Regions from separate parts of the Homo sapiens genome. Here regions 2, 3 and 4 are each linked to region 1. The links are chromatin loops, found by intact Hi-C in ENCODE. Cell type or tissue: endothelial cell of umbilical vein. All regions are shown on one strand. Region 1 has its middle 95 kb from the start of TRIM77. Region 2 has its middle 33 kb from the start of GRM5. Region 3 overlaps GRM5 (glutamate metabotropic receptor 5). Region 4 overlaps NOX4 (NADPH oxidase 4).

What was found. Hi-C counts contacts between places; a loop is a spot of excess contacts. Peaks named below come from ENCODE experiments on the same cell type or tissue, not always from the same donor. Only the 100,000 strongest peaks of a DNase experiment are listed, where the experiment ranks them.
Region 2: a loop joins it to region 1, with 11 times the contacts of the local background. A loop is called at or near these places in 40 of 110 quality-filtered maps.
Region 3: it touches region 1 in a loop (10-fold over the local background); 4 of 110 quality-filtered maps call a loop at or near these places.
Region 4: a loop joins it to region 1, with 10 times the contacts of the local background. A loop is called at or near these places in 26 of 110 quality-filtered maps.

What each region holds. Positions count from the first base shown.
Region 1 is chr11:89,611,199-89,619,198 of GRCh38, reverse strand. No RefSeq gene overlaps it. Among named protein-coding and RNA genes, the nearest start is that of TRIM77, 95 kb to the left of the region's middle. RefSeq lists a silencer at 4,364-4,658. In endothelial cell of umbilical vein, no CTCF peak of the experiment used is centred here; a DNase peak (open chromatin) is centred at 4,588.
Region 2 is chr11:89,094,721-89,102,720 of GRCh38, reverse strand. No RefSeq gene overlaps it. Among named protein-coding and RNA genes, the nearest start is that of GRM5, 33 kb to the right of the region's middle. In endothelial cell of umbilical vein, a CTCF peak has its summit at 4,630 (motif pointing left); a DNase peak (open chromatin) is centred at 4,540.
Region 3 is chr11:88,551,844-88,559,843 of GRCh38, reverse strand. All of the region lies in intron 8 of GRM5 (glutamate metabotropic receptor 5), which reads left to right. Among named protein-coding and RNA genes, the nearest start is that of GRM5-AS1, 51 kb to the right of the region's middle. RefSeq lists a silencer at 7,109-7,403. In endothelial cell of umbilical vein, a CTCF peak has its summit at 7,244 (motif pointing right); a DNase peak (open chromatin) is centred at 4,583; H3K27ac peaks cover 2,595 bases.
Region 4 is chr11:89,329,740-89,337,739 of GRCh38, reverse strand. NOX4 (NADPH oxidase 4) reads left to right here. Exons shown (of 18, transcript NM_016931.5): 16 at 225-293; 17 at 1,795-1,895. Among named protein-coding and RNA genes, the nearest start is that of TYR, 160 kb to the right of the region's middle. In endothelial cell of umbilical vein, a CTCF peak has its summit at 3,846 (motif pointing left); DNase peaks (open chromatin) are centred at 449, 3,839 and 5,479; H3K27ac peaks cover 1,767 bases.

The DNA.
Region 1 (8,000 bases):
TATCTCCTTCTTAAAATACTTTCTTCACTTGACTTCTGGGAGCTACTCTCAGTTTTCCTATTCACTTTAGATGTTCCCCTAAGCTCTGTTTACTCATTTATCTCATCCCTCCACTGGAGTTCACTGGAGTTCAGTCCTTAGATCCTTTCTCTATCAGCATTCACTCACAAGGTGATATCACATAGCCTTTGAATAGTATCTGAATATTGATGATGGTCAAATGTTATTTCCCCTGAACTCGAGATTCTATTCAACTCCTACTAGACATCCTTACCTGCACAATTAATAGACACATCAAATTTAATATATCCTAAGTTGGACTCTTGATGTCCTGCTCCTCCAAACCTGGTCCTCTTGCACATTTTCTATCTCATTAAATGTCTATTTCTTCCCATTGCCTAAGCAATTCAGAGTCACTCTCGAAGTGACTTTTCTCATTTCCCCATGCATATTCGATCCATCAGTTGTGTTAATTATGCCTTTTAAATGTGTCAAGAATCTAATTACTCCTCTTCCACTGCTAACTTTTGTTGAAATGACCATCAGCTGTCTCTTGGATAAATACAATCCTTTACTTTTGGTATTTCTGATTCAGCATTTGCTTCCTTATTATCCGTTCTGAACATAGCATCTGGGTCAGAGGTCTTGTCACCCTCTGTGTCCCAAAGTCTACAGTGATTCCCACCACCCTCCTTATCAAGGCTAACAAGGCCCTACATGATCTGGTCCCCACTTCTTTTCAGACCTAATTTCTTCTACTTTTTTCAGGCTTCACTCATTAGCCACACTGTCCTCCTTGGTGTGCTTCCACTCTTAGCACATTCCCAGCAAAGGCCTTTTGTTCTGATTGTCCCTCTTCTTGGAGCTCTCTTCCTTAAATATCTGCAAAATATCTGCTTATCTTCTTCCATCACATCCTTCAGGCCTTTCCTCAAATGCCAATTTCTCAGGAAGGTTTTCCCTGGCAACCGTATCTAAGATTACGCTTTCCTACCCCAGCACTATCTAACCCCATCCCTGCACAGTTCTCTTCCTATTTACAGCCATCTAACCTACTACATATGTGACATATCTATGTATTGACTGTTTTCCCCTCTAGAATATATGTACAATGAGGGCATGGATTTTGTTCACTGTTTCATTTCCAGCACCATAAAGAGAACCTGATATATAGAAGACCCTATATAAGTAACAATTGAATACTTAAAGGCAGGCAACTCTGGGGTTTCTTCCCCAGACCTCTGTACCAGAAATTGAAATAGGAAATAGAAGATATTGAGGATACTAGGTATTCTCTACCTGTGTTATTGACCAGAAACAGCAACATATAATTTTTCTTTACAGGGACTAAGCTAATCAATAATGAAGCAATGTCACTGACAATCACACTCATAGAATGAATTTTAATAAAAATATATTTTTATTTTGGATGCTTTTTGTTGCATTTGAGAGAATGAATTGAGAATTTTTGTTTTTTTAAGTCAGGTGGACTCCTAATAACTTTTAAAGGCTAAGTTAAAAAGGTCTCATTTTCTCTAAGGCATTTATGACTTACCAGTCAGTCAGTCACTCTTTCCTCAGCATATTTTATGTATATCTTAACTCTAGCTCTTATCACATTATTTCATAGTTTGCTGTATTGGGTTAATTCCACAACTAGGCTTTGTGTCCCCAGGAGCTACAACTGCTTCTGTCACATAGTAGGTTCTCATAAATCTTTGTTGAATAGCTTATGTAGACTCAGATGCCACAAGATTGGCAATAATTCACTGTTATTACAAAAAGAGAATTAATATAAAACATCACCTTGTTTGTAGACATATTAAAGAAGAAGGGAACCATGAAACACAATCTTTAGGAATTACAATGTGTCCTCTAAGTTTTGGATTTAATTGTCCTACCTAAATCTTAACAAACAAAAGCACATTGATACTTTATTTGTCTTCTTCTTATGTTTTGTATTACCCTGACTTAGTCACCAGATGTCACTATGAGACTGTTGTCCAGGTCACTCTTTCTTTAAACAAGAAGGAAACAAAGACCTCACATGAGGCATGGAGCAAAACCTATGTCCTTGTGGAAACACCTTATAAATGTTAAGGCTAGTAGATTTAGGGTTTTATTTTAGAGTGGATTTTGGCATGGCTTAGTGTGTAAGAAAGAGCACTGGACTGGGAATCGAGAATCCTGGATTTTAGCCCCAGTTCTGTCATTTTAGAATAATTGACCACCTGGTAGATTTCTTTACTTTTCTGGCCTGTGAAAGATATCCTCATCTGAAAATAAGGGTGGCAAAAGAACCTCAAAATCTTCAAGCTCTAACATCCAGTGATTCTATTCCCTTCTTTTGCTAATTTCTTGGAAAGTAGCCAGAGGTCTTTACTACCAGGGATGATTTGGAAAGTCAGCATAAGTGAGAATAATGAGTACCTATTGCATACTCTATTTTATTCTAAACACAGTCTCTGCTAGGTTTTGACCTACCATGAAGTGGGGAAACCTTTATGGTCACTCTCACTTCTACACAGTCTCTGTATATTGGTGGTACACATTGTGTGAAATACCTTTTCCATCTAGAGATTGCTTCATTTTTTTATTATAAAAACATTACACAAAATTTGTTTAAGGTGTCATGTAAATATACTTTTAGTGACTGTCATTTTTGGGTTTCACTCTCAGAGGAAAATGAATTATTTATATTAGGTATTTCTGAATACCTAATCTGAATATTCTTGCTTTTTTTTAAAACCAGTTCTCTGCAATGTTCACCCATCCACCTACCTAAAATATGCACCACTTAATCTTTTATTCATGCTGCTCCACAGCGTCCTGTAATCATAACCCACTTGTGGTAGACTCAGACACTGTTGTTGTATGAATGCCTCATTTATCTCTTTCTGTGCATATTTATGTTTCAGTTAGCTATTTTCATTGCATGTAGTTCCTTCCATAGTGTGGGTTCTCGTATTCTCAGCCATTTTCTTTGTCATTATTTTACTCAGAGTCGAACCACAGAGTAAATATTTTTGAGAACAGTCTGAATTACATGGAGCCTTTAACACTTACAGGCACTATCCTAATACCCAAATTATTATATAGAACAAGTTGACACAGGCTTTTATAGAATTATCTAATCCTGAAACATATCTTGAGTATTTACTAAATGCTCCACACTGTTGATGTTCTGGGATTGAAACAGCAGATAACACAGTATGGCACAGAGAGAGCAGGAACAAGCATTTACACAGCAAAGTGGTGACCGTTACAGTGGAGTTGTGTGCAACACACTGTGAGAGGCTAGAGGATGGTATAGACTTACCCTTGAGCTGACCTTCAAAAATAGTCAGGAGGGTTTGCATGGGAGGTTGGGAGTCTATTCCAGGCAGAGGGGACAGCAGAGGCAAAGAAAAAGAGGTTTGAGACTACATATTAGACTGGAGAAGTGCATATGGTCTGTACTTACTGCTTAGCAACAGAGTAGAATGATTTGCTGGGAGGTGAGACTGAATTAACATTAATCTATTGATTTCTCTTTGAAATTTACAAAATTTTCTCCTCTCCCCTTCCTTCTTTATGTATTTTGGTTCTACTGGAGTCAGTTCAGGTGTTTCTTAGGAAATTGTTCTTTATGATCTCTGTGAGTTGACATTAAAATATACATTATGTATGTTCTGTGACACATTGTTACTCTTACATGTTAGTTGTTTAACACCTACATGGGCTCTTGCCTCAGCTAAACAGTGAGTTCTCAAAGATCACATTCATGATTAGCAGCCACACTGAATTATTATTACATGGAAGAATGGAAGGCAGGAATGAAGAAAGGAATGGTGGGAGGGAGGAAAGAAGGTAGGAAGGAAAAAGAAAGAAGGGGCGGAATAAGCACTTGTAGTGGAAGATGGAATTAATGTTTTTCAAGAGTATCTTAGTTTCTAAGATGCTCAAATACAATGAGAAATATATTTGAGCATCCTGAATTGTGTGAAAGTTTTAAAATAATATTTGTCAATGTTCAGGAGAAAAATCCTTCTGAGCATGTGAAACAAGAGGAAGACCGAAGGTAGATATGCATAGAACCCTATCCACAGTTACTGAGTATGTTTAGTAGTGTAGAAATTGAGAAAAACTGCCTTATAGAGAGCTCAGCTCCAAAATGACTGGCATGAGATTTAAACTCAGCATGTATAGGTCACATAAAATAATATCACACTCCAATCTTAGATATCATAGACCCTAAAAGGGCAATAGTGCAAGGTCTTTCATTGCACTGTCTTGATATTTCTAAGTCAAACTGCTTTTTGTTTCAAGGAAACACAACCTCTTGAGGAAGAAACTTCTGAGATGGCAGCTGCCAGAGATATACAAGCTGCCCAAGTGAGGGGATAGGAAAAGCTGAAGACAGGCAGACATGACTGTGGGTCCAGGCTCTACCTCTTGGTAGCTATGTGACCATCGTCAAGGTGCTGTGTTTCTTCTACCCAAGCTTCAGTTTCCTTGCTTATTAAATACAATGAGTTTTTTTTTTCTTTCTGACAGAGGGGGCAGCAAAGACAAAAAATTGATTACAAGAAAGGGAGTATCTGAAAAACTCGGCATCGTGCCTGACACGTAGTTAAGTGCTCGGAAAATAATAGCCATAATTATTGTTGACAAGTCTGGAGCAGGAAAACAAACAAGCATACAGAACACAAGATTAGACTGTAGGTTAAAAAATACAAGGTCTAGTTCTGGCTCTGTCATTTATTTGCTACATAACCTCAGTCACATGTGTTGTTTTCCCTCATCTATACAATTGGAGAATTCTACCTATTGTACCTACTTGGCAGCATCATATGAGATTATATAGATATAGATATATATAGCACTATATGGTCTAAGGGATCATTTTTATTACAGACTTGATTTGAAAAATGCAGAGTTCCACTCCCTCAAGATGAAGCACCCGTGCCTTGTTCTGCCTGACAGCCTAGGACTGATGCTACTTGCAGAATTTTAGTGCTCTGGTTACTGAAAACAGTATCACATGGCACCGTGCAAAGTACAGTGCCCATTTTATGGTCTTATGAAGCACACATGCCAAAGTTGAGAGTTTAATTGAAAACCTAGCAGTTTTTCATGATGGCTCACAGTACTTTACATTTTTAAAGAAACTCTTAATAGGTTAGCAACATGGTGTTTTGTTGTCATGGTTATCATAAACATCCAAGTCACTATCGAGTGTTATTCATTTGTAGGTTATTTAGTCAATCATTCTACTCACTATTCTTAGAGATTGATATGATTTAAAGATACTATTGTTCTTTTCAATTCTTGTTTCTGCAATTAAGATATACTACAACATTTTCTTACATTAATGCCAAATCTTTTTAAAAATGTCAGCTTTCTTCCAAATAGTCTCCTCAAATAATACGTTAAGGACTTCCAGAAAACATGGGGACTACCAAACCAATACTCACTCTTTATAGCTAAGGAAAACTGAGCTGCAGAGAGTTTTAGAGATTTATACAAACTTCTATGGTGTTAGTTGAAGAATATTAGTTGTTCTTGCCTATATGTTTTCAAAGGCAGATCATGTCATCCTTGAAGGTAAAGTCATATTTTGTTTTGTTTTGTTTTAATTCAGTTTACTTCATAGCATTTGTATTTAATATAATTAATTCAGCAAATGTCACTTGTTTCTTTATATTGTTACATTTTGTTTTATGTTATCCCTGGTAAGTCATTATAAACTTAGTTTTCAAAATAATTTCCACACGAACAATTTTGTTATATCTTAGCCATATCCCTTTGAAGAACATAGTATAGTTATCACTCTATTATAAATTTTACTTGCCAAATGATGATATTGAAGTTCAAAGAATTTATGGCCTTGCTCAATGTCTCATGGCTAGTAAAAGAAGATGTCAGAACTTAAATACAAGTCTCTGACACCAAGCTTTCTCTAATCCACAGAAAGTGTTATTTAAATGAAAATATTAATTGCTTAGAGAAAGTAAACTTGAAGAAATAAGGAAGTCAGTTTTGCTTGGAATTAGAGGTGATAATTTTCATTCTCTTCAGAGCTCTGGTTGCATGTGAAACTAAACTGGATTGGAATCCCATTATGTAATTTGAAGTATCGTTAGTCCTTAAGACACTAGACATTGACATGTTTAAGCATAATTTTGTAAACTCCATTCAGAGTAAGATATAATGTAATTGTTTTTGAATTCCCCATACTAATGCCTTTCTTCACCAGAGAAGTTAATGGTGCCTTCTATATGTGACTTATATGTGCACTTCCTCAAATTATCAACAAACAACTGAACTTGGCTTCCTCAGTGTGAAAATATCTTATTGCTTTCAAAACATTGCAATATTACAACTCCAAAAAAATGTAATTTTGATCATATGCATTTTACTAAGAAATAATGGTTATTATTATATTTGGTTTTATTTATTCTGTATTACAGTTAAATACCATATAGTAAATATTTATTCATATGCTGCTTCCTCTTAAACAGGCTTTGAGATAGGTTCACATGTGCAATAGATTAATAAAATATAAGTACACATGAAAAATTGACAATGGTTGAAGAATGATGGATAATGCTTGAATAAAAGAGGAAAGAATGAATTTTCTCTAAATTCAGCCATTATTTATGTATTTTATAATCATAGAATTTTAGAACAAGAAGAAATCTTAAAGTTTTTATTATTGAATATCTTTTTTTATAGCTGAAAAAATTATAGACCTAAGCGTTTTGCCAAATATCACACAGTCAATTGGTACCAGCACCAGGACCAGGACATAAGTTATTTTTTAACTTTGTGCCAGAACATCCCCAACCTGACACATCTGACTTCCTTAATAACGCATTACTTAATAATTTGACTCTACTTTCACTTTTCCTTTGTAATCCCCAAAGTGAATTACATGACCAGAAAGCAGAAGTTCAGAAAGAATATATTTATGATCAAACTTTGTCTTCCCTTTTCAAATATATTTTTCTTATTATTTGCTTAAGCGAGCACATTGAGTGAAGAATAGCATCTAGCAGTTTGCTCATTCAATGTGCATTGCCGATAGCTACCATAAATATTGTAAACCACTGATACAACTTTTTCTTTTCTCATTCCAAAAAAGGACATAGGCAGGGGGAGCCGTGTGAATATCCCATCACACCATGGCTGGATTATTGGCTAGTACAACTCTGAGTCCTTCTATCTGCTCCCAATCAATTCCAGCCACAAATTTTATGCTCATTGAATCCATGAACAAGAACATCATCTTAAAATATTGACTTATCAGAACAAAATAATCAATGACTCATTTAAAATTATTAAATCTAAACTTCTTTAACAAAGCTCTACAAAATCAAACCCTATGAACTAGTATTGTAATGAGGGAGGGAAGGTATGCATAGGGCAAGTTTTAGATTTTAAATTGGAGAAGTAAGTGCTATTTGAGGGAGATTCAGGGAAGGATCCAATCCTAATATCAAAGTCAGAGGCATACTCCGTCATGACAAAGGGGGACAAGAAGCAATGGAGGCAGGATGCAGTATTGTCCTCAGAAAAGAAGCTTGAACCCATAGAATGACTCCCATAGAAGAAAAAGGCACAGGTGGAACTTCCCAAGGACTCTCTTCTCTACATTGGCAGGCCACCTGGCAGTTTCTGGGGACTGAGACCCAGGTGCTTTAGCCAGATGGGGTTGCCTCTGGGAAAATGCACACAGAACTGATCTTACTCTGCCTTCCTTTCTAATCTCCAGGGTTTCCTGAACAAGTTTCACTGAATTTTTGATCAGAAGCAGCTTTGGGCTGTTTGAAAAAAAAAATCTGTTGATCTGCATAGTTCTTTATGCACCATTAAATAGAAGGCACCTCAGTTCAGTCTTTTACCATGAAACCAAACATACCCTTTTTAGGTCCATGTTGGAATAGTTCTTTGACCAAATAAAAAAGAAAGGATTATATATCAGGTTATGAACAAAGAGCATGTGTGATATGATAGAG
Region 2 (8,000 bases), 520 kb after region 1:
TCTAGTCAAAAAAGAAGCCAAGCAATAGGACTTAGCCAAAGGAAATCCCAGCTTCAGCATACTTTTTAAAATGGCACTGAGAGAGTTTAGGTAGCAAGTAGCGGGACCAGAGGAGAGGGGTTTCAGCTGACTTCTCAACACACATTTACTAAACACTTGCAGCATGCTGGCGCTTAATAATGGACATGGATCCTGCCTACTAGGTTCTTAGAACTGAATCTGAGAAATAAGAAAATGTGGTAAATGACTAATAGAATAAAGAATACAGTGCTGTAAAAGATGTGACAAATACATAGCAAATGAAAAGAGGGGAAAGGGAATTTGAAAGTGTGGTGGGTTATGAAGGGATTGATGTAGAAGGAGACACCTCAAATAGGCTCTAAAGGTTAGATGCATAACCATATATTCAAGCCCTTATCTACTGATTGTAAGAATCAGCGTAGCACAGGATTAAAAACACCACATTTAGAGCCAGAAAGAACAGAGCTGCAATCTTGCTTTTCATTATTACTAATTGTAGGACCTTGACTATATGACATTACTTTTCTGTGTCTCAATTTTATAATATGTAAAATGAGGATAATAATAATAGTGCCATCTCATTTTATTATAAGAGTTATGTGAAAAACTATAGAAAAATATTACACAACCTGGCAAACAGGCAGCAACAAATGCATGTAAGTTATTATTATGGTTATTATTGTTGTGATTTTAGCTATCTGGAGACCCACAGAGATGAACTGATCCCTTTACTCATTCTTACTGCCATGAAAATATGATACTTGAAGTTGGGGCAGCATTCATGTCACCATGGGAAACAGCAAAGAGAACAATATAATGTTGGCTCAGCTTTCACTGAACCTTTTAACCATACTGGCAGCATCTTACTGCCAGACTGCTTGTTATGTGAGAGCTGTAATCCATGTATCTTAAGTAATCGTTTAACAGGTTTTCTTTACCTGCATCGCCAAACACTCCTAACTGATACATTGATCATCCAACAAGGCAATTTTAGAGTGAATAAGACATAGCAGGCACTGTAAGACATTATATGATTTTGATAGGTGGAAGTAATTTCATATTTGTTCTAGATGATAATATTTCAAAGACCCACTGGATCCCAGATTGAAAGGAAGCCAAGAACTTCATACACTCAAACTGAAAGCCCATACCTTTCATTCCCAAAATATCCATGACCATGACAGAATCCGGGTTTCCTCATTCATAAGATGAAAGTAAAGAATAAATACTTTATAGAACTGTTGTGAGGATTAAATACAATAGTCTATGAAAATTTTCTTTCATAGTGCCTGGCAGTAGAAATCACTCAGGAATTGGTATCCATTTACATTATGAAAGCAGCATATTATCATTCCCTAGTGAATTTTCTTGAAAAAATTCTCAGTTATTTAATATGTAATAAATTAGTCTCTTCATTCGAAGCATACATTCTTCCTGGATAGGGTTCAAATGTTACCTTTATTTTTAGTCCTTTCCCCTCATCCCCAGTGCCACAACCAATCACAGCCCAACTCAGAGAACATACTTATTTTTTGTTTTGTTTTATAGAAACAGGATCTCACTATGCTGCCTGGGTTAGTCTGGAACTCCCGGCCTCAAATGATCCTCCCGCCTCAGCTCCCAAAGTTCTGGGATTACAGGTGTGAGACACCACACCCAGTCACAGAGGACATGCTTATTGAAATGAACATTTTCAAACTAGCTGTAGGTCCAGAACCATCATTATCTCTTTGCATATGGAGGCTGCTTCACACTTCCATTATATAGATGCAAATAACCTGAGAGTTGTTAAACAATTCTATAATACCAAGTTGTCCTTGGAAGTCAACATTTCTAAAAGCTAAATAGGAAAGCCTCACCTAAGCTTTTCCTTGACATATGCATTTGGTTCCTGGGTATAATGAAGAGAAACTTGCAAACTGTGAGATAATTTCATTTAAATAGCTCATTTTGATTATAATTTAAGTGGTGATAATAAGGAAGCATCCTAAGCAATGGCTTTATTAGCATAATTTTTGGAAGTCTTGTTAACTCTATGTGACAGAGTTGAATATAAATTAATGAATAATTTAGAGATAAAAAGTTTCTGCTATAAATTATATTTCCAGGTTCTGAAGTTATGAAGAATAATAATTAAGGTCACAGGCACTTGGATCAGATAGACCTAAATATTCCCAGCCTGTCTCTATTTCCTGTGGGATTTTGAGAAAAAATTAATATCTCTAAGCCTCATTGTTCATTTGTACAGTGTTGATGATCATTGTATTTACTTAATAGAATTGTGATAATTAAATTAAAAATGTATGGAAAATGCATTAAATAAGGCTGGCATACAATAATTGCTCAAGAAAAATTGACTAGTCATCTTGCGATTTTCAAGTATAATCTATATCTCAGTTAGGCTCTCCCTACTTCTTAATTTCTGCATTGCATTAGCTTGAACCCCACGTTCCATACTTGAGTTTCTCTCTAATATTGCTGACATTATGAGGAAGGTCAGTTCTCATAGCCATGTTTCAATTTGGATTTCAGATCTGCCAAAGGATCATTCTTTGCTATTGTGGGAATTTCCCTTTATTACCTCCTGGTATTAATTCAGGTAAAACCAAATGTATTCCCCTAATTTTCTTATGTAACTAATTTAATCCTTATAAGACCCTATTGCCAAAGTAAGCACTAACATTTACTTTTTTTTTTTTTTTTTAAACAACCCAAAACTCATTAATTCACTCTGCCAAACGACTGGGCCAATTCCACCTGGTCTCTATTCTTCCTCTACTTATCTGATAATAATGATACTAATGCTATCCACAACCTCCCTCCCCAACACAAATATATGAGAGAGCAGTGGGGACTGTGATTAAATGATAATGTTGATTTTTGCTTTCTTTTCTGCATTTTGAATAAAGAAAATGCAATTTTTGTATAAGTTTTTACTGCCTTATATATGCACAAGTTTGAGTTGCAGTTAAGCACCCATGTAAGACTAAAAGCACAGATTTCCCCTTGCAAAGACCTGCTTTTGGCCTATTCTTGGTTATAATTTAAGCAGACTGAATCGTTTTGCAAGGGGAGCCCATTTGTTCAAGGAAGACCATATTTACAGTCAAAATTCATGTGTTCTTGTTATGACTTCAGTATCCTTATCGGTCCAAAGATAGAACTAGTATTTTATCTGTACAATAGGGTACTTATGATGGATAAGTTAGAAAATCAATGTTAGCACACTTTGTAAATTATAAAACACAATACATGAGTTACACTAAATTGAATTGAGGCAACATGGCAGAAGAGAAGCAAACAAACAAACAAACCTGGGCTCTAAAATGAAAAGACCTCAGTGGCTGACCCAAACAAGCCTTTTTACGTCCCTTTATTTCACTACCTCTCAGAAATGAGGCAAATGATAATAATTAAAATAATACATTTTTACAGGTATCTTATAAAGGTTAAGAAAGATAAATGCTTTTTTTTTTTGTCTTATTTTGTTCGTTTTTACAACATTGTCGGAAAGGAAAAAAAAAAAACGTCAATCCTTATTCCTTTCTCTGTTTTTTTTTCGGCTTTAGATGGTAAGAATATTGTGTGACTTTTAAACCAGAATTCCTGTTAGTTTTGTTTTGAGAGAGATGCCGGCAAATCTGCTGCAGTTGACAGGTGGCAGTGTCCTGGTCCTGAGGAACACAAGGGACAAGGATGACCTCTGGGCTGTTTTGAACCAAGGGTCATGGGTGATGACCGTTTTAAGAAACTACTGCTTCCCTCTAATACATTTTCAACTTTATCTGCTTGATATCACTGTCAGGGGACTGCTCAAAGCATTCAATATGTGGAAGGCTTCCTGCTAGGTATGCCTCACAGAGGAGGTATTATATCTGGTTTCTGCAGAGCACAATGTAGAAATAAAATTTGTCATCCTGCTGCCCTTTTAAGAAAGAAGAACTGTAATAATTCCCATTTGTGTTAATTACCTCATATAATCAACTGATTAATTTTTGCAAGAAAAATTATTGAGTGTTTATAAGGTACCAGGTACTGTGCTAGTCCCTGGAATTGCAGCGATAAACCCCAGAGGTGGTCTTGGGTCCCACCTTCATGTTATTCCCAAATAAGGGAATGATCTGAGGCTTCAGTTTTATATACCCAGTTTAAGCAAGGGACTTGAGATTAATAAATGTTTACTATGGAAAGAAAGAAAAGTAAGGTCTGAATCTTGAGATCTCATGGTATGCTTAGAAGCCATTGTGTTCTTCATTGGGTGGAACTTAACAGGGGTTGAATGGGTAGGAATGACAGGAGAGGAACCTGAAGAATAGACAGAGGCCATAGTAGAGTAGACATTCATGTTATGGGATATACTTTAAGGATCTATATTATCTAAGGGCACTAGAATCGTCTCTGATACACTATACTCCCTATTTCTTCCAAGGCATGTGAAATTCAAGACCAGTCCCAGCTCTTATAAATAACATTCTTCTCAGGCCATTGCTTTAGCCAGTGAACTCACCTCTTGACTGACTATATTAGCCATTTGTTTGAAGACAACTTCATTCTTCAGTAGGGGAAGACCTAGGCCAGCAGCAGCTCTTACTCTGCAACCCTCTGCTACCCTCTTCTGGTGGTAGCCTGTCACTGCAATTAACCCTTCAAATCCAGGTGAATCTATTCTAAGTGTGGTTGGTAATGGCCAATTTAGGAAAAGTGACATGGGGCAGAAAACATAGCCAGACCCAGCTCCTGGCTCTAGAAAACCAAGTCCATTCACGGAATCTGACATCTTAAGGCTATGGCAAGAGACTTCATGTGGTGGGCCAGGCAAGCAGGCTGTATGAGGCCAGGAACATGCTAAATTACTCTCATGCTTCCAATAAGAGGGTAGGCATGTCAATAACAATGAAAATATTACTTTTCATTCAGCAATATTAGAAAGCACAAGCAGCAGCAGGTAAACCAGCACCTCCTCGTGTGGCCTTTCCTTGTCATCTTGCTTAAAATATCTTCAAATTTCTATGTCCATCCTTGTTTCTCTTTTCTCTTTAATGCATTTTTTACCATCTAACATGCTATGTTTATTCAATTTTCTTAGTTGGCTGTCTATATTATTAAAAACTAAGCTTCAGGAAAACATGTTTTGTTTGTTTTTTCTTTTGTCACTGCTATATCCTCACTTATATTAGGACCTGACACCCACTAGTTGCCCAATCAATACTTTTAGAATAAAGAGATATCAGTAGGAAACAACCCTCATTCATGGGACTGCAGGTTTGAGAAAAAATCTGCATAGTAAAAATACAATGAGGTCTCCCAGTCCTGCTGCTTAGATAGTGAGGACCAGGAATAGGACAGTAGATATGAATTGGGTTGCCAGAACTAAGCCCAAATATCATCAGAGTTTTGGAAAGTGTGATTGTTGGGTTTGGCTAAAGTTCTCAAATGTTAACAGAGCATAAGAATAACCTGGGAGGCTTATTTAGATGAAGATTCCTGAATTCCTACCTCCCCAAATTATAGTTCAGTGGGTCTGGATGGACGTTCAAAATCTGAATTCTTAAGCACCCTCAAAATAATACAGAAGGCCCTCTGATGACACTTTTAGGAAAATAAAACCCATCATAGTTCGAGGTTAAAATTGTTTTTGGAGGTTAAGGGAGATTGTGCAGGTGGGAATTTTGCTTGTGGAAAAAAAAAAGAATGGAGGCAGAAGGTGAAAACAAGTGAAGCCTAGGGGCGTCAGATGATCATTGCATGCCCAATTTCAATGCTTAATAAATTGTACTTTCTGCAATTATATTCTCAAAGATTAGATTTTAATATATAGCAAGTGATTCTGACACCAAAAGCACAGAAGTCATACCGTAGAAATGCTGGCATAAAGGGAAGGGAAGGGAAAATATTTTACTTTCTATTATGTATATGTGCCAGACACTGTGCCAAGAGAACTTTACAAAGAGGTGAATATTATTAACCTTATTTTACAGATGAAAAAACATGAGAATCACACATGATATACCACAGAATCACTGTGCCAAGACAGCTTTACATGGAGGTAAATATTAACATTATTTTACAGATGAAAAAACATGAGCATCACACATAATATAACTCCCTGAGGTCACACTGATAAAATAGAGGTGAACTGTGACTCAGATAAAAGGACCCCTGAATCTATTCCCTTAGGTTATTCTATTACGTACAATGATTGTCCTGCAGCACACACATTAAGATTTGTTGAACAGATAAATGTGAGGATGATTTAGTGAACAAATGAATAAGTGATAGCATAGTCAGTGTTAAAATAGGTGAATGTGAGAAAGCTGATAGTGACCACATGGTATCATTCTGAACCAAGACATTCATTTGAATCACTAATATAGTAATCTGATGTGATTAATCAATACTAGGTTTTAGGCAATTCATATTTCTTCATTGACATATTTTGCAGATGAGGTCAAGTTTATTGATGTTCAATGTGCACAGAGTATATACTCTTTTAAATAATTTAGTTACATAAATTTGGCCAACTGTATGAGGTTTTGTAACCCCTACCATAGTCAAGACATAGAATCTTCCCTGGTTTAATTTTGGAATTACTCTTCCCCGACCACTAGCTCTTACCAAAACAACAAAAAAAAATCTGATTCTACCCTTATAATTTCAACTTTATATCTTATCTTACAGATTCATCACTAATTATTTTAGGGTTTTGATGGTACTGCAAACATTTTTAAAATTTTAATTTAAAATTGTTTCTTGCTAGTACTACAGCCTTGAAAGTGATTGCCATCCTAAATTTTGTGTGCTAAGCACCTCTTTTGACTTCTCTTAATAACACTGTGGATAGTGTAAAAAAATACAACTACATTTTGTATGTTAACTTTCTGTTCTGTGATTTTGTTAAACTGATTAGTTCTAGTAGCTTTTGAGGGGTGTATTTTGTGGGAATTTTTACATAGACTATCATGACATCTATAAATACTCATTTATTCCTTTCAAATTCATATACATTGTCTTTATCTTGTCATATTGTTTTAGTAATGATCTATCTCCAGTACAATATTAAAGAGATTTTAGAAAGAAAAAATATTTTTGACTTGTTTCTGATTTTCAAGAGAGAAAACATTTAATTCTTCACTCTTATGTGAGTTTTTTCAAAGATACACTTTAATAGTTTGAGAAAATTCTCTTCAATTCTTACTGTCGTGCAAGTTTTTATTACGAATACATTTTGAATTTTTGTCAAATATTTGTGTAGGTCAGTTGAGATAATTATTACTTTTTTGTATTTTGTTTATATACTTAATTAAATTACTCTCCAGTAATTTAATCTCCACTGACATAATGCTGGATTTATAAAATTAAACTTATTTAATAATGATATCTTACACTTTTGAAAATATATGGCTGGATTCAATTTGTAATGATATACCAGGCAAATATCAGCCAAATTATAATCAAATTGATTTCGGAATAAGAGACAAAGGTGGTTATGTGGTTATGATGGGTTAAATTCAATAAGAATATGTAATAATCCAAAATGGGTATGCAAAGAATAACAGGGTTCAAAATACAAAAAGAAATAGCTAATAGAATAAATAGAAAATACACAATTATATTTGTAGAGTTCTATGCTTCTCTCAAAATAATTGATAAAATAATTAGAAAAACATTTGTAAGGATATAGGCGATCTGCACTAAGCTATCAGCCAACTTGACCTAATTGTTATTTATAGAACATTATAGCCAACAAAACATATAAAGCATTATTTCACATGTGCATAGAACACATCAAGATATATATCCTGGACCTATAAAATATTAATAAAATGATTATAATCATGTATGCACATCAAGCACAATGGAACTAAATTGAAATAAAGGAAGAAATGAGAAAATCTTCAAATATTTGGAAATGTAAGTAACACATGGATAAGAAAGAAATCTCAAGGGAAATTTTAAAATATAAATGAAATAAATGGAAA
Region 3 (8,000 bases), 1.1 Mb after region 1:
TGTTTAATTGAAAGACTCTTTTGCACCATCATCTCTAGACTCGCCACAGACACACACTATACCATGAACTTATTAAAGAGAGGAGCTTACTCATTTTCTGTATCATTTGCACCGTGCACAGTGCCAATCACATACTCAATACTCAAAAATGTTTGTTAAATGAATACATGGATAAATAACTAATGTCTGAGCTGCACTGGCATTTGCCAGTGAACAAGAAAAGGCTGAAGCTAGGGAGTAATAGTTATTGAGCACTTGCTATGGGCCAGGCACTGCTCTAAACCCCTTAAATGTAATGAATCTTTTTATATCCACAACAATCTATGGGGTAGGCATTATTAGCTCATTTATTGTACACATGAGGAAACTGAGGCAAACAGAAGCTAATTGACTTCCCCATTCAGATAGTAAGTAGAAGAGGAAGGATTAGAATAAAAGGAAGCTAGCTTCATAGCCCACTCAGGTAACCTTTAAGCTGTGTTCCTTATTCCAGCCCTTATGACAAACATGGCAGCCCTAACTGAGGAAAAACTGAGATTAATGAGTGAGGAGTAGAACTCCCCGCCAAGGAATTTCCTTGAAAACTGCTCCCTGCATCTTTATTGCACTGCACACTTCTGATTCCATCATATCCTGAATGAACCAAATTTGATTGTGAATAGAGTACACAAAAGCTTCTGAGATAAAATTTAAACCTTAAGAACTGCCTGAAATTTGGTGGTGATTTTCAAATATTTGTATAGATTTTCTTTATGAGAATAAAATCTGACTGACTTATTTTTATTATGTATAATATTTTTACAGGAATTGAGAAGACTTACACTACTTTTTGGTATAATATTTTTAGTTACAAAGTTTTTATTATAAACTTTTATTATGAGCTCTTTATAAACCACATTTTTACTCTGCTTCTATTTACTAATTTTTCCCTCCAAGAAGTCCCACAAACTTAAAAAAATAGAACTTTATAAATATACTTTGAGAATTATGCTGTTTTGTGTTTGTGTTGTTTGTTGTATTTTTTTTTTTTTTTTTTTTTTTTTTGAGATGGAGTCTCACTCTGTTGCCAGGCTGTAGTGCAGAGGTATGATCTGGGCTCACTGCAACCTCCACCTCTCAGTTTCAAGCGATTCTCCTGCCTCAGCCTCCCAAGTTGTGGGACTATAAGCGCGCACCACCACACCCAGCTAATTTTTGGATTTTTAGAAGAGATGGGGTTTCACCATGTTGTCCAGGATGGTCTCGATCTCTTGACCTCATGATCCACCTGCCAGCAGGTCAATGTTTCAAGTCATCTAACCCTTTCCCACTCTCTCCCCTTAGAACAAAATTACAGGAGTGCAGCCTGTGAAATCTCAACAGCAGAAATTGCAACCCTTTTCCAAATCCCACCTATCCCTTAGCACAATGGCATTCAACAGGTGCTTACTTTGGATAATAACAATTAATGAGGAACTGCAGAAACACTGACTGGAATGACAGCTCCCAAAAGCAGTGAGAACAACAAGCTGGGATTGTTGTTTCGAATGTGGGGCTGTATTTACAAACTCACCTGGCCATAAATCGCCAAGAGCTGAGTCACAAACCCTGATATAGTTACTTTTCTTTGGAGAGAGTGCCTAATCTGAAGTGAAATGAAATAGGCAAAGGATCCTTATGCTTCCCACCTTGGTTCAGTCCAGTGTAATTCAACCAGAGTTTTTAGAATAATCATTATATACTGGGTACATTGCTGAGTTCTGGGAGAATAAAGATAAACAAGACACAAAGCCTGCCCTTTGGAAAAGCTCACAGAGTAGTGGGGGAGATCAATTCATACACAAAGCAATGTTTTAGAGTATGAAGTGATGAGAGAGAAAAATGCACAGAGAAATCAGAAGTCACTGAAGAATAAACTAAGTCCAATTTGAAGGTTTCAGGAAAGGTGACACTTGAGTTGAATCTCAAAGGGATAGCATTAGGAGAAATACCTAATGTAGGTGATGGGTTGAGGGGTGAAGCAAACCACCATGGCACGTGTATACCTATGTAACAAACCTACATGTTCTGCACATGTACCCCAGAACTTAAAGTATTAAAAAAAAAAAAAAAAGGATGATTAAGCCACGTGAAAACCGTGGAATACACCATACTGGGAAACAACAGGAGCAACAGCCCAGAAGTATGAAACAACATGGTGTGTGCAGGGAATCACAAGCATGTAAAATGTGTGTCAGCAGGTAACAGGAGATGAAGCTGACAGGGAAGGGGCAGAGGAGGATCCTCTATTGTTTCCTTATAAGCTTAGCCTCAAGGAGCCATCAGCCAACCACCTTCCAGCTTTCCCAATTTCCTTTCAGTTGCCTCTTTTCCCTTCTTAACACCCACTTTAGACATCCAATTCCATAATACTCATGGCTACCTCCCCAGCATCAGCCTGATGCCTCCACACACCATATGCAATCAAAACTTCCCCTCCTCTCTGCTAGAGAAGAGATAAATTAATCTGTGCTATGATGATAAGGATTAATAATGGCTTGCTTCATCCTTTATGCAGTAAACACTTAATGAGCAACTACTTTATGACAGATACTGTGCTAAGTACTTTTATCTGTTATCTCATTGGATCTTCACATAGTATTTTAAAATAGAAACTATCATCGCCTATCCACATATAAAGAAAAATTAGTAACGGAAGCACATAGAGGCCTAATAGCCTTTAGTTAGTGAACTAATAGGTGGTAGAACCAAAATTTAGGATTCAAACGCAGGTCTATGTATCTTCAAAGCTCTTTTTCATTCCAACATTGCTTTACTGGTGGATTTATTTTCTCAAGCATGTATCTCATTTTGTTCTTGTTACTGTTGATAAATAAGGTCATGATGAATGTATTTCTGCCACATATTTTGACACAGATTTTTAGTCCCAGAGAAATAACCCTAAATGCAACATTTTTTTTCTTTTTTTGGTATATAGGCAAATCAGTCCAAGTGACCCTGATGGAACAAGGTAGCCGTCGGTGTCTCTCATGTCATAATTTGACAGAAGTAGTGTGGTATAGGGAAGTGAGCCTTGTCAGCGAAGACATGCATTCTAATCCTGACTTTGACATTTATAAGCCAGGACCCTAGACTAAGCACTTAAATTCTCAGAGCCTCTAGAAAATAAGGACAAAAATATTCATTTCACTCTGTATTGTGCTCAAAGGTCCACTGTGAACATAATACAGGATGTATCCCACAGGGCCATGCATGGTGGCTCATGCCTGTAATCCCAGAACTTTGGGAGGCTAAGGCAGGCGGATCATGAGGTCAGGAGTTTAAGACCAGCCTGACCAACATGGTGAAACCCTGTCTCTACCAAAAATATAAAAATTAGCGGGGCATGATGGTGGGCACCTGTAATCCCAGCTACTTGGGAGACTGAGGCAGGAGAATTGCTTAAACCCAGAAGGTGGAGATTGCAGTGAGCCAAGATTGCGCCATTGCACTCCAGCCTAGGTGACAGAGCAAGACTCCATCTAAAAAAAAAAAAAAAAAGAAAAGAAAAGAATGTGTCCCACAGTTCATATCCATGAAATGTGAGTTTTCTTTTCACTAATCCTGGGGTCATCTCATGACCCCACCTAATAGACAGTCCTGGTGACAATCTGAGTAGGTTACATGACTTTACTCTTTAGAATGCTACTGACATGGAAATATTTGACTTCAGGAATCCTGCCTGAACTACTAGGAAATCATTGCTCTATCCTGGGGATCCATGGCCCTCCAAATTTTCATTACATCCTTCGGTGGCAAGTTAATAAGTTTCTGCTTAACTGCTTTTCTAGAAGTCAAACTTTCCTCAGGGTTTAAAGGCGGTTTGTGAGTTTTAGCCATTTCCCTCATTCCTGTTGTGGTTTGGCAGTGCATTTATGATTCTTCATAAAAAATATGAGTTTTAACTTGGCCCAGAACATGTGGATCCATCTTTACTTAATTACATAGAAACTAAATGATAAATCACTGCAATAAATTTTATGCATCATATAATATGAAGCTGTATTTGGTGAGGTATGTGTGCGCTTATGTTTTTCATGTATATTTAGTCAAAAAATTTAAAAAAGCAACTGAAGAAAATAGTCACAGCATCTCTCAGGTGCATAAGCTTTGTGCCTAGCCTTGCTCTGTGGCATCACGACAGCACATTCTGGATAAAGAAGTTGCCAGAGTGCGTGACTCCCCCTCTGCTGAGTTAAAACGGCACAGCCAGAAATACAAACTAATAATGCTGTTTCTTTCATTTATTTATGTGACTTTTTAGTTTGAGAAAAAAGAGAGACCACAACTTGGTAAACAAACATAAATCTGTCATTGGCCATGTTCTTCCAAAACAAACAGTAACTGAAAAGCAAAAAGCATGGTGAATATAATGAGGCTCCCAGTGAAAAGAATAATTACAATCAGCATTTGTTAAGTAAGTCCCAGTCCAGTCGCGTGAGACTCTTTTCCATGTGTTTTGCGTACTACTATTTTATGGGGTAAGACTTCCCAACCCAGAGTTTCTGATTCAGTTTGTCTGGAGTAGGGCCAGAGAGATTGCTTTGCTAAGGAACTTCCAAGTAATGATGACATTCCTGGGTTAGGAATCACAACATAGATTCACTTTGAGAACAATGGACTTACATATTCTAAGCTCACACCAGTGATATGAGTCAGATATTATTAACTCTGTTTTAAAAGTGAGAAACTTGAAGCTGAGGGAGGTTAAGTGATCTAAGATTACATAGCTGGTAAGGGACACAAATGGTCCTGACATCCAAGGTTGTCTGAGTCCAAACAGCATGTTCTTTCCACAGTACCATGACTGGTAAGCTTTCAAGAGGATATGTCAAGTGGGTAATTGTTCCCTCCTTCCTGTTTGCTCCATATTCAAACTTTTGTTTTGCAGATTCATTAAACTCTAGGACATTGCTGGCCCACCTGAGGGTAAGATAATAACACTGCCATTATAAGAGGCTTGCTATTGGTTATTAAGCATACTCTCCACTCTGCCCATCTGGTAAATTCCATAGCAGTCTCAGAGATTATGTGAAAAGTCTTCATCCACCTTCTCCACTTCTGGTTGAGGGGAACACTTTTTCACCTCACTAGGAGCCAATGTCCAATCCAAAAGATTATTTGCCCTTCCCCTACATTCAGGTCCAAACAAACAACTGCATCAGTGCCAGATGCAGGAACATAGTTAATTAACAGGGAATTAGAAAAGAACTTGGGATATAAGTTGGCTAGTATCTCAGCATCATCATGTAGAATTGCTGTAAAAACAAAAGCTAAATTAAACAAAAAAATCTTATTACATCTTCAATAGCATGAATAAAACAAGGGAAGTAATAGGATAGAATAATATCAACCTGGAAGTCCTCTTTAGTAGCCAGATGATGGCCCCCAAACATGGTCACATGCTATTCCCTGGAACCTGTGACTATGTTATCTTACATGGCAAAAGGGACTTGCAGGTGCAATTATGTTAAGGAAAGATGATCCTGGATTATCCAGTGGGCCCAATGTGATCACAAAGATATTACAAGAGGGAAGCGGGGTGCCAGAGTCGGAGAGACATTTGAAAGTGCTATTCTGCTGGCTTTGAATGTGGAGGAAGGGTATAGAAGCCAAGGAATGCAAGCAGCCTCTAGAAGCCGAAAAATACAAGGAAATGGATTGTCCCCTACAGCCTCCAGAAAGGAATGTAGCCCTACTGACACCATGATTTTAACTCAGTGGAAGCCATTTCAGCCTTCTGATCTCCAGAACTGTAAGATATTAAATTTCTTTTGCTTTAAAGCCACTAAATTTGTGGTCAACTTTTAAAGCAGCAATAGAAAACTAATACACCCTTCATAAGATCTGGATCCCAGATGAATGATCCTTTCCTAACCACAACACTCCTTAAAAGGTAGACTATCTTGGATTAGGCAAAAGGAGAGGAGATTTTGGTCTTCCCTACCCAAAACTCCTGTGAGGTTTTATGACATCTTACAAGGTTTTACTTTGGTCATACGTATCACACAGAAAGTCACTGTATTTTTCCCCCCAACATGCATGTTCTACCAGAGATCATTGAGGACAAGAATATATTCATCCCTAGGTTGGCTCTGAGTAGATACTCAGTAAATCACTGTCGTGGTAATACAAGGTGTGAAAATGAGAGCAAGTTCTACCAATTCCCCCTACTTATATTCCTCAGGGATAAACAAGCTCCTGCTGTGCTATACCATCCATCTTAATTTTCCCCTATGCTGTGGCCTGTTCACTTTTACTCTGGATCCCACTGGAGTCTTGATTAGAAGCTAAAGAGAGCAGGACCACACTTGGCCCATTAGTGAGAGTCAGGCACACCAGACATTGTGCTCTGACTCAGGCAGACACATTATGACAATGCAGAAAAGGCACAGAAGGAACATCAGAGGAAAATGAGGGGGAACAGGAACTCTGAGTGAACTGTGGACACATCTCTCAGGAACTATCTAGCCACTGGATACAGCTGAGTGTACGGCTTATTGCTGGAGAATGGACCAGGACAAAAGTAGACTTTTCTCATCCATGCACAGAGCTACGGCCTGCCAGCATAGCAAAATGAGAACCAAATGTTCTAGCCCAAATGGACTAGCAAGCACTTTTCCCTTTGATTGATTAACTAATAAAAACACAAGAAAAATTGATTTCATCATTCACTCACAACAGAAGTCCAACTTCAGGACTTGTCTTAATCTAAAGAATGTTTAAAATGTCCGATGGTACTTGAGAAAAACTGAGCAAATTGACTTTAGTGAAAAACTTTAAAAAACAACAAAAAAAGACATGTTAGCAGAATGCTAATGTGATGAACTGGAGCTAAGCAGTTGCAGACTTCTGATGTCTTGGCTGTCTTTTTCACCTTCAAACTCCAAATCCCTACATCAAAGCACATGTTATCTAATTTCCCCTTGGAAATTTTTAGAGGCTTTTGTTTAATTGCATTCACTGTACAGACACTGCTCTGTGACTGTATCTCCAGGGAGAATAGTGCCAGACAGACTACGAGTTATGGGCTGAGAGGAGCAGACAGCTTTTAAACTCTGGGGCATTTCTGACCATCCTCAGTAATGCTAGAGAAGAATCAGACCTTGTGTGTCAACAGTCTATGGACTGTTTTTCCTCCTCCTTTTCTTCTCCCCTCAACCCCTAACCTGGTCCCCAGCAGTCAGTCGACCAGGTCCCTTTCCTGGCCAGTAGGTGGCAGGCGAAGTTCTTTGGGCAACTCCAGTGAGAAAGCCTTTCTGCCCAAGATGCACTCAGCTTGTGTAGCAATAATCAAAGACTACCACTGTGGGTTTGCACAGAGAGCTCAATGTAAGCAGCAGAGACAAACTTTTGCAGAAGCAGTGGTAAGAGTAGAGGTGCTGATTCCCAGATGGACCAGCTGAAGAAGATTCCTAATACAAATTTCTAAATTTCATCTCTTGGTTTGCTGATTATCATTGATATCACATTTCCATAACCATAAAAATGATATAACAGTCCAGCCACGATGGCTTATGCTTATAATCCTAGAATGTTGGGAGGCCAGTGGGAAAGAATCACTTGAGGCCAGGAGTTCAAGACCAGCCTGGATGACATAGCAAGACCCCATCGCTACAAAAAAATTAAACAAAATAGCTAGATGTGGTGACAGACAGCTATCATACCAGTTACTCAGGAGGCTGAGGTGGGAGAATCACTTGAGCCCAGGAGTTTGAGGCAACAGTGAGCTATGGTCATGCCACTGCACTCCAGCCTGGGCAACAAAGATCCTGACTCAAAAAAAAAAAAAGATGTGACATTTAAAAGTTGGAAAAAATGAGCTGTAGCTGTTTCCTAGAATGTTGATGCTAGATTTTAAAAACATACACCTCACACACCATAGAAGAAGGCTTGCCTAAATATCTTCCTACCAGTCACTTTTGACAGTGAAAATACCTTTACAATTCAATGAGTTCTGCTTCCAGTGTTAATTCTTCAGA
Region 4 (8,000 bases), 280 kb after region 1:
ACCACCATCAGAACTAATTAATACCAAGAGGCCAGATTATTAACGTTAGAATCTGTTATATATATTTCTGTGTATGTATGTGTGTGTGTATTCATTTTCTTATAGATATTGACTATGATAAGCTAGGTTGTGTTAAATTCTAGAATCAAGTATGTTAGAATAGGAGAAAATCTGAGTATACCCACAGAATTGTAATAAGTCTATTCCTTTTTCTGTCCTCTCAGTTTTGGCAAGAGAACAGACCTGACTATGTCAACATCCAGCTGTACCTCAGTCAAACAGATGGGATACAGGTATGTGGTTGATGTTATCGTAAATTAAACAAGCCTCTTGATAATAGATTTACTGTAGGAGCTGTGGTGGAAGAAAATTCCTGCAGGTGGTTCGAACAGAAGTTTCCTAGAGGAAAGCCTCCTTTGGAATATGTCCAGGAAAGTCATAGCTTGTCCTTGAAGTCAACCACATTATGCCTTCCATTTGTCCTTCTCACAGGGAGCTTTTGAGTCTGCCCCTCCCCTCTTCACTATCGCCTCAAGTTCTTCTAAAATTCAGACTACACATGAACAGCCTTATGATTTCTTTTTATTGAGGGAATGTTTTATGTGGAGAGAGAAGATGAGTTCGTATACAGTTAAGCTTATTTCTAGACAAAGAAAACTAAAAAATAATGATAGCCATCATGCATTATTTATTTACTGTTCTAGGAACTATGCTAATAATTTCACATATATTAGTTTATGTAATTAAAACAGAGTCAAGCAGTAAATGTTATTCCCATTTTGCAAGTGATGAAACTAATATTTGAAGACAACATTGAAGAGCTGGACTGGTGTATAAATCTAGGCATGAATGCATTCACAAATTTTATTTTAGTACTTTTTGTCATACATTTTCACAATACTTGGAATACAACATTTGAATGTTTTCAGTTACCTCAAAACTAATCTAACTCTAAGTTTTCCAGTCGTATTTCTACCCTACTTGGTATGTAAATAGTATTTCATTTTACCAGTCTCACGAAGTAAGTCAATATCACTTTTCCTCCTGGTATTGCGATAATTAAGGTATGAAGCATAATTTGCATCTGGTTCTCAGTTTGCCTGCCTGGGACTCAGATACTTCCTCCTTTCTCCGCAGTTCACTCTGACTCTTCACATTGATTTAGATCTAATGCTCTGTTAATTGCAAACAGGAGCCTGTTCACAGCCATTTGTTGATAGACCCAATTTTGGAGTTTTGCTGTCTTGAGCTGTCTTGTCTAGGATTATTTCCCCAAATTTACGATGACAATTTGTAGTATTTTACTTATATAATGAGCCAAATATGACAACTGTATTTGTGGTGCCAAAATACTTCAATGTTGAAGTCTATGTGCTGAGCCTTTTTGAGATTGACCAATTAGAATTCATTCTTTGTCTTACACTGCAGTTCTTTAAAGATGAAACAACTAACTGAAGTCTAAGAAAATTAGCCATTTGTCAGAATGGCATTCAAGGAGATTAGTTCTAACAATTGATTCATTTAAAAATCAAATTTTTCTACCTTTTTACCAGAATAGATTTTGTTTGTTTGTTTAAAAACAAACAAATGGAATTCAAGGAGATAATGAATTTTAAAAGAAAGAAGAAAGGAAATGATATTTTGAAATAATTGTACGTGATAGGTTGCCATTTGATACTTACATTCTTTATATCACAGCAATTTGGTGGGAAGCCGCAGCACCAGCAGAAATGATGTTAGAGAACTGGTTTACTTAACTAAATATCGAATAATGTAGTGCTTTCTTTTTGGCAGAAGATAATTGGAGAAAAATATCATGCACTGAATTCAAGACTGTTTATAGGACGTCCTCGGTGGAAACTTTTGTTTGATGAAATAGCAAAATATAACAGAGGGTAAGTACTATACCTCAAAAATTTGATATGTGGCTAATAAAATAATTAAAATATTTTCAAATAATTACATGAAGTTTGAAAATGAATTGGCAATGAGTTTACCAATGACAAATTCACTGAAACACTCTTTCACTATCAAAGGAAGAAGTAAGGCAGGTATCGTCCTACATTTTTGTAATTCCAAATAATTAAAGTTTGGCTTAGAAATAGTCTACAGTGTATTTATGAGCTAAACTCTCCTATCTGATTATAAATTTGTATAGGCCTATATTAAAAATGGGTATTCGCTCCCACAGCATATATCAGGTGATCCTAGGAAAAGTTTTCAAAATCATGTTTCCAAACAAAGAATTTTACAATTAGTTCTAACAATGAATTCATTTAAAAATCACATTTTTTGTACCTTTTTTTACCAGAATGAATGTTTTTTGTTTGTTTTTCAAAAAACTCTCTGCATTGTAATATGCAGTCTTTAAACCTAGAATATTTCCAAAAATATTATTTAGAAACTATAATTTTATAAAGAATCTTGTTCTTATGGACTACGTGTCTATGATCTGAAGAAATTACTAAGAAGGAAAGCTTCCATTTCAGGGCACAGACCAGCCAGCCCATTTGTCTTTTGTAAATTTATCATAGTGCAGAGCACTGATCTATAAGAATTCTAAGAAGATTTTGAAAACTATATAACCACTCACGTATTTTTAGGTTTACATCTAAATAGTTTCATCATAAGTTTACACAGTTGTAAAAGATGTGATTTCTAACATATTGCAGATATTGACATTTTGTAATTAACATAATTTCTTTAAACATATCCACTGGAATATAAATACAGCTAGATGATACTGTCATTTATTACAAAAATACATAAACTCTTCTTTTAGCAGTTGGATGTTTTACATCATTCTTTTTCTTTCATTTAAGTTGTATTTCTGTCCCATTAACCCATATAATTTTATTAAAATTCAATTTATTTTTACATTTGAACTAATCATATTTTTATTGCTAACCTAATCCTAATCATACTTCTGCAAAAAGAATGAACATAAATTAAATATTTCATTTTAAAATTGCCTGTAATCATAAGACTCTAGTGTTAATTTTTACTTCTGGCTTGAGTTATCATTTCAATTACTTTATATAGTTGAACACTTCATAATTTTTAAAATATATTTTTATAAACATCAAAAGGATATTTGATTATAAATGTACAGGCCAGCTTATTAAATGGATATTTTTTAAAAAATCCAATTTAGGAAATCATGGATGAATATTATTTATTGAAGAAATCACTGATTCAAGATGATCCCTATCTCTACCTTCAAAGATTTTGTTTTAGAAGTTACAGAATGGAGGCTGGGAAGCAAAATTTATGAAGGAATAACGTTACCCATGTGATTCAGATTACAGTCATGTTTAAAACACTTTTGTAGTATTACCCTTCCCTTGATGAAGTAGTTTTGGGATGAAGATGTAAGCATGATTTACAAAGCAGAACTTTTTTGTAATATTCAGAGTTGAAATTTAGAAAAAAATGATTTCAACCCACTTTTGGCTATCTTCCTTTCCCATCTTTCTCCAGTATCACCCATCTTAGATGTGATAATCTTGTCATACTCATCTGTCTCTTGCTATGCATTGCAGACATGTTCCTCTTTAGTGCCATTTACTGACTTCTGACAAGAATTTTTTTGTTGATTTTCACTGTATATTGCTGAAAACTGATAGTTCTTTGGCTGAATTCAGAAACCAAATCCCTAAAGAGCAGATTATTTACAGGGAAATAGATTGAGGCTGTTGGTTCCTACAGTTAGTTCTCAAGAAGTCTCATTTGTTAGGCTGTTTGTGTTTTAGAGCGATTTGTGTGTGTGTGTATATATTTGGTAGTTTGTTCTTTTTCTGGAAACAATGGAAAACTGGTTTAAGAAGAGCAAATGTGCACCATCTGCTGTTGACATTTTGTACAACACTTTGACTTTGTGTATTGGTTCTCAGGCAGGTGCCTGAAATGTGTTTACATTTTCTGAAGGATTTTTATGTAGCATACTTAGGAAAAGAATGGATCAACATTCTTCAGGTCTCATTAACTGGACAAAGGCACTGTGTAAATGGATGGTTTCATTTACAATGTAGCATTTTGATTAACCTCATGCACACAAATTGCTGAAAACATATAGAGATAACAGTAGGGAAGACAGGCATATAAGTTAAGATTTTAAAATATCATGGGTTGGGCAACAGTTTTTATCTTTCAGAAAGTGATTACTTATTAAACCAGTAGGCATTAGGTTAGTATACTATGTAGAATACAAATTTAAATTGCATTAAACCCTTCTGGCCCAGAGGTAATGACTGGTAACTCTTCGTTATGTATTCTTACAGAAGCTTTTGTAAGTTTGTGTGAGAGTGTGTATGTGTACTTATGAAAGTATATGTAAACATATGTTTGTATGTGTGTGTGTGTGATATATATTTAAAATCAAAACCTTAGTTTTTTAACAAAAATTGAATCTATGACAAGTAATTCTTCAGCTTACTTTGTTGTTTTTGTTGTTTTATTTTTTTCTTGGCTTTGCTAGGAAGAACGAGCTAACTTTTTAATGATGTGCTTCTTTTGATCATGGACAATTTCTGTATAATTGTACCTCAAAGTATTCTAGAGTATGAATAACATGACTCCTACTACCCTAATTCTTTATATTTAGATAACTTATATTTCTTTACAGTTAAAAATAGTGCTGTGGTAATTATCTTTGTACATACTTTCTCATGTGAGAGTATTGCAGTAGATTAAGATCTTTGAGTTGGAATTGCTGGCTCAACAGGTATACACATTTAGGTACTGCTCTACAAAAACTAAAAGTCAGAATTAATTTACTTTCCACATGTGTGTGACAGTCATTCCTTTCTTTTGTTGCTTTTTTTAAATTCAGAAATTGAATTATATGATGGTATTATATGATCATGGAAAGTGAAGGAGCTTTGGGAGTCAACCTGCCTTCATTTTTATTTTACAAATGAAGAAGCTAGGACCTCAAAATATAATGATTTATCAAAAGCCATGGTTAATGAGCCAGAATGCAGATATGAACACAAGTCTCCTGACTGCAAGTTCATTGTGCTTTACAGCAGGGCATAGTCAGCTTGTCACAGATAAAGAGTGGCAATCTTATTTTACCATGTTCCCCTTAGATGGGAGGTAGGGAGGTGCTGCAAGAAATTCCCATGTTTACTATGAATGCTGTAGCAGAATGTTAACTGTAACACTAAAAGAATTAATAACTAATTATTTTGAAATAGAGATATTCTAAATATTACATTGTAAACCATTTAGTATTTAATAAACTATTAGAAAATTATTTATTATATCTAACCCAAACTTGGTTTCCTATTGTTTGTAATTAAAATGTATATCCTGTTTTGAGCTGTGAAGTTTATTCATGATGCAAAGAGAGAAAGAAAATTTGAACTTTGTTTGGCTTTTTGAGTAGAGAATTACTACTCTGGGATTGGGTGAAATCTTTGAGATTATATCTTTATTTTACTGCCTTGTAGTGTTTTCAAACAATACAATTTAAGAATAACTAGGTTTAGTCTCTCACATTTACTCCTGTGACCCTGAGTCAAGTGACTTCTCCTGGATCTGTAATACAACGAGTGAATAAGCTCTCCGGGGTGATTAAGTTCTCATTATGTAAGATCCTGCGTTTACAAATCTACATGAAAAAGCAAGTATGAACATTTATAGAACTAGTTTCTAATGTCTACCCCCAAACCACATTTTCTTAGTACCCGAATCTACCTCCACTCATTCCATCAAAGGTCTAGTAGACAGGTCTCCAGATAATTGTTGGATTGCAGCATTCTAATGCAAATTTAGTACAAATGAATTGCAAAGATTCCTTGTAGAATTCGAAAAAGAAAAAAAAAAAAGTAAGATTTCATTAAGTTAGTGAGAGTGACATTAGGGAATCCTCAAATCGCACACACACGGAGAGGATATCAGAGAGTTAAGCTAGTTAATAATTGCAAAAGAAAATGTTAAAGAAACACAAAAATCATAACATCCTGTGTGATTTAAAAATAATGATTTTTATTATTATTTATTTTATAATTAATACTTGATTTTATTATCAAGTATTTAACAAGGGCCTTTAGGAAATCTGAAAGACTTGCCAAACTAACTCTATAATTGCCCTGTCAAAGCCAAGCAAGAAAATAATGGTATCTTATTGCCATCATATGGCGTTGACAGAAAGTTTATACAAAGAAATAAAATGACTCAATTCTCTTTTCATTTTAATGGAAGCTACATTATGTTTCAATAGTAATTTAAATTTTATTAAGTATAACATCATTTATTTTCATATATTTTTATTTCTTTTGCTCACTTTGGGTTTAATTAGCTTTTTTTAATTTTTACTAGTTTCTTAAAATGGAAACATAGGTCATTGATTTCAGACTGTTTTTCTTAATAAAAGTGTTTAATGCTATACATTTTCCTCTAAACACCACTTTTGCTAAAACTTATACATTTTGATTTGTTTTCATTTTCATCTCGTTCAAATATTTTTTATTTTTTATGTTTTTTCTTTGACCCATGGGTTATTTTAAAATGTTGTCTAATTTCCAAAAATGAGGAAATTTTCCAGATATCTTTTTGTTCTTAATTTCTAGTTCAATTGGGATTTGATCTAAAAATGAACTCCTTGTGATTCTAATCCCTTAAAATGTATTGACACCTGTTTTATTGCCCAGGATATGTTCAATCTTGGTGAATGTTCCATATGCACTTAAAAAGAATTTGTATTCCATTATTGTTAGATAGAACATTCTACAAATGCCAATTAGTTCCAATAGGTTGATAGTGATGTTCAAGTTTTCAATATGCTTACTGAATTTCTGTCTGCTTGTATTAATTACTCAGAGTATTGAAATAATTAACTATAATTATGAATTTATCTGTCTTTACAGTTCCATCAGTGTTTGCTTTATGTTGAAGCTTTTTATTTTCAGTGTTTAAATCATTTACATTTAATTTAATGAAAATACAGTTGGCTTTAAATCTAGCAGTTCACCATTGCTTTGTACTTATCTATTTGTTCTTTCTTTGTTTTATTTTCTTTTTTTACCTTGATTTGGGTTGAATTTTTTTTTATAATTCCACTTTTTTCTCTAATGTTAGCCATGCCTCTGTATTTTTTTTTTTTTTTCTTTTTAGTAATTGCTTTAGGTTGTTGGTTCCTGAACTGGATTCCTTGGACCAGCATCAATTGGAATCTTGTTAGAAAAGCAAATTCTTGAGCCCTATCCAAGATCTGCCAAATCAGAAACTAGGGATGGGGAGACCTAGCTATTTGTGTTCTATGAAGTCTCTAAAATGATTCTGATGAAGCCAAAATTAAAGAAACATTGTTCTAAGTTTACAGTATACATCATTAGCTTATCACAGCCTATTTTATTTTTTATGTTTATGTTTATGTTTATTTTTTAGAGACAGAGTATTGCTCTGTTGCTCAGGCCAGAGTGCAGTGACATGATCTAGACTCACTGCAACCTTGAATTCCTGGGCTCAAGAGCTCTTCCCACCTCAGTTTCCTGAGTAGCTGGAACTACAGTTGCATACCACCATGCTTAGCTAATTTTTAAAATTTTTTGTAGGAATGGGATCTCACTCTGTTGGCCAGGCTGGTACTTTGAATAATATTGTAACACTTCATGTACTTCCATTTCTTCCATCCGTTTTGCTATTTTTGCATTCATCTTACATATACATATGTTATAGTTCTCATTATTAGTATTTTTTGTTTTAGACATCTAGCATATATTAAAAATATTAGAAATTAGACAAAATAAATATTTTATATTTACTGACAGATTTTACTATTTTGGTGTCCTTCTTTCCTTTGGTTGATTCAAATTTCTATCTAATTTTATTTTCCTACTTCTTGAGTAGTTTTCTTTAGTGTCCTTTATAGTGCTGGTTTGCTGACAATTCTTTCAGGTTTTGTTTGTATACAGTTTTTATTCCATCTTCATTTCTGAAAAAATATTTTTGTTTGGCATCAAATTTGCTTGTTATATAATAGTTGATGTCTTGAT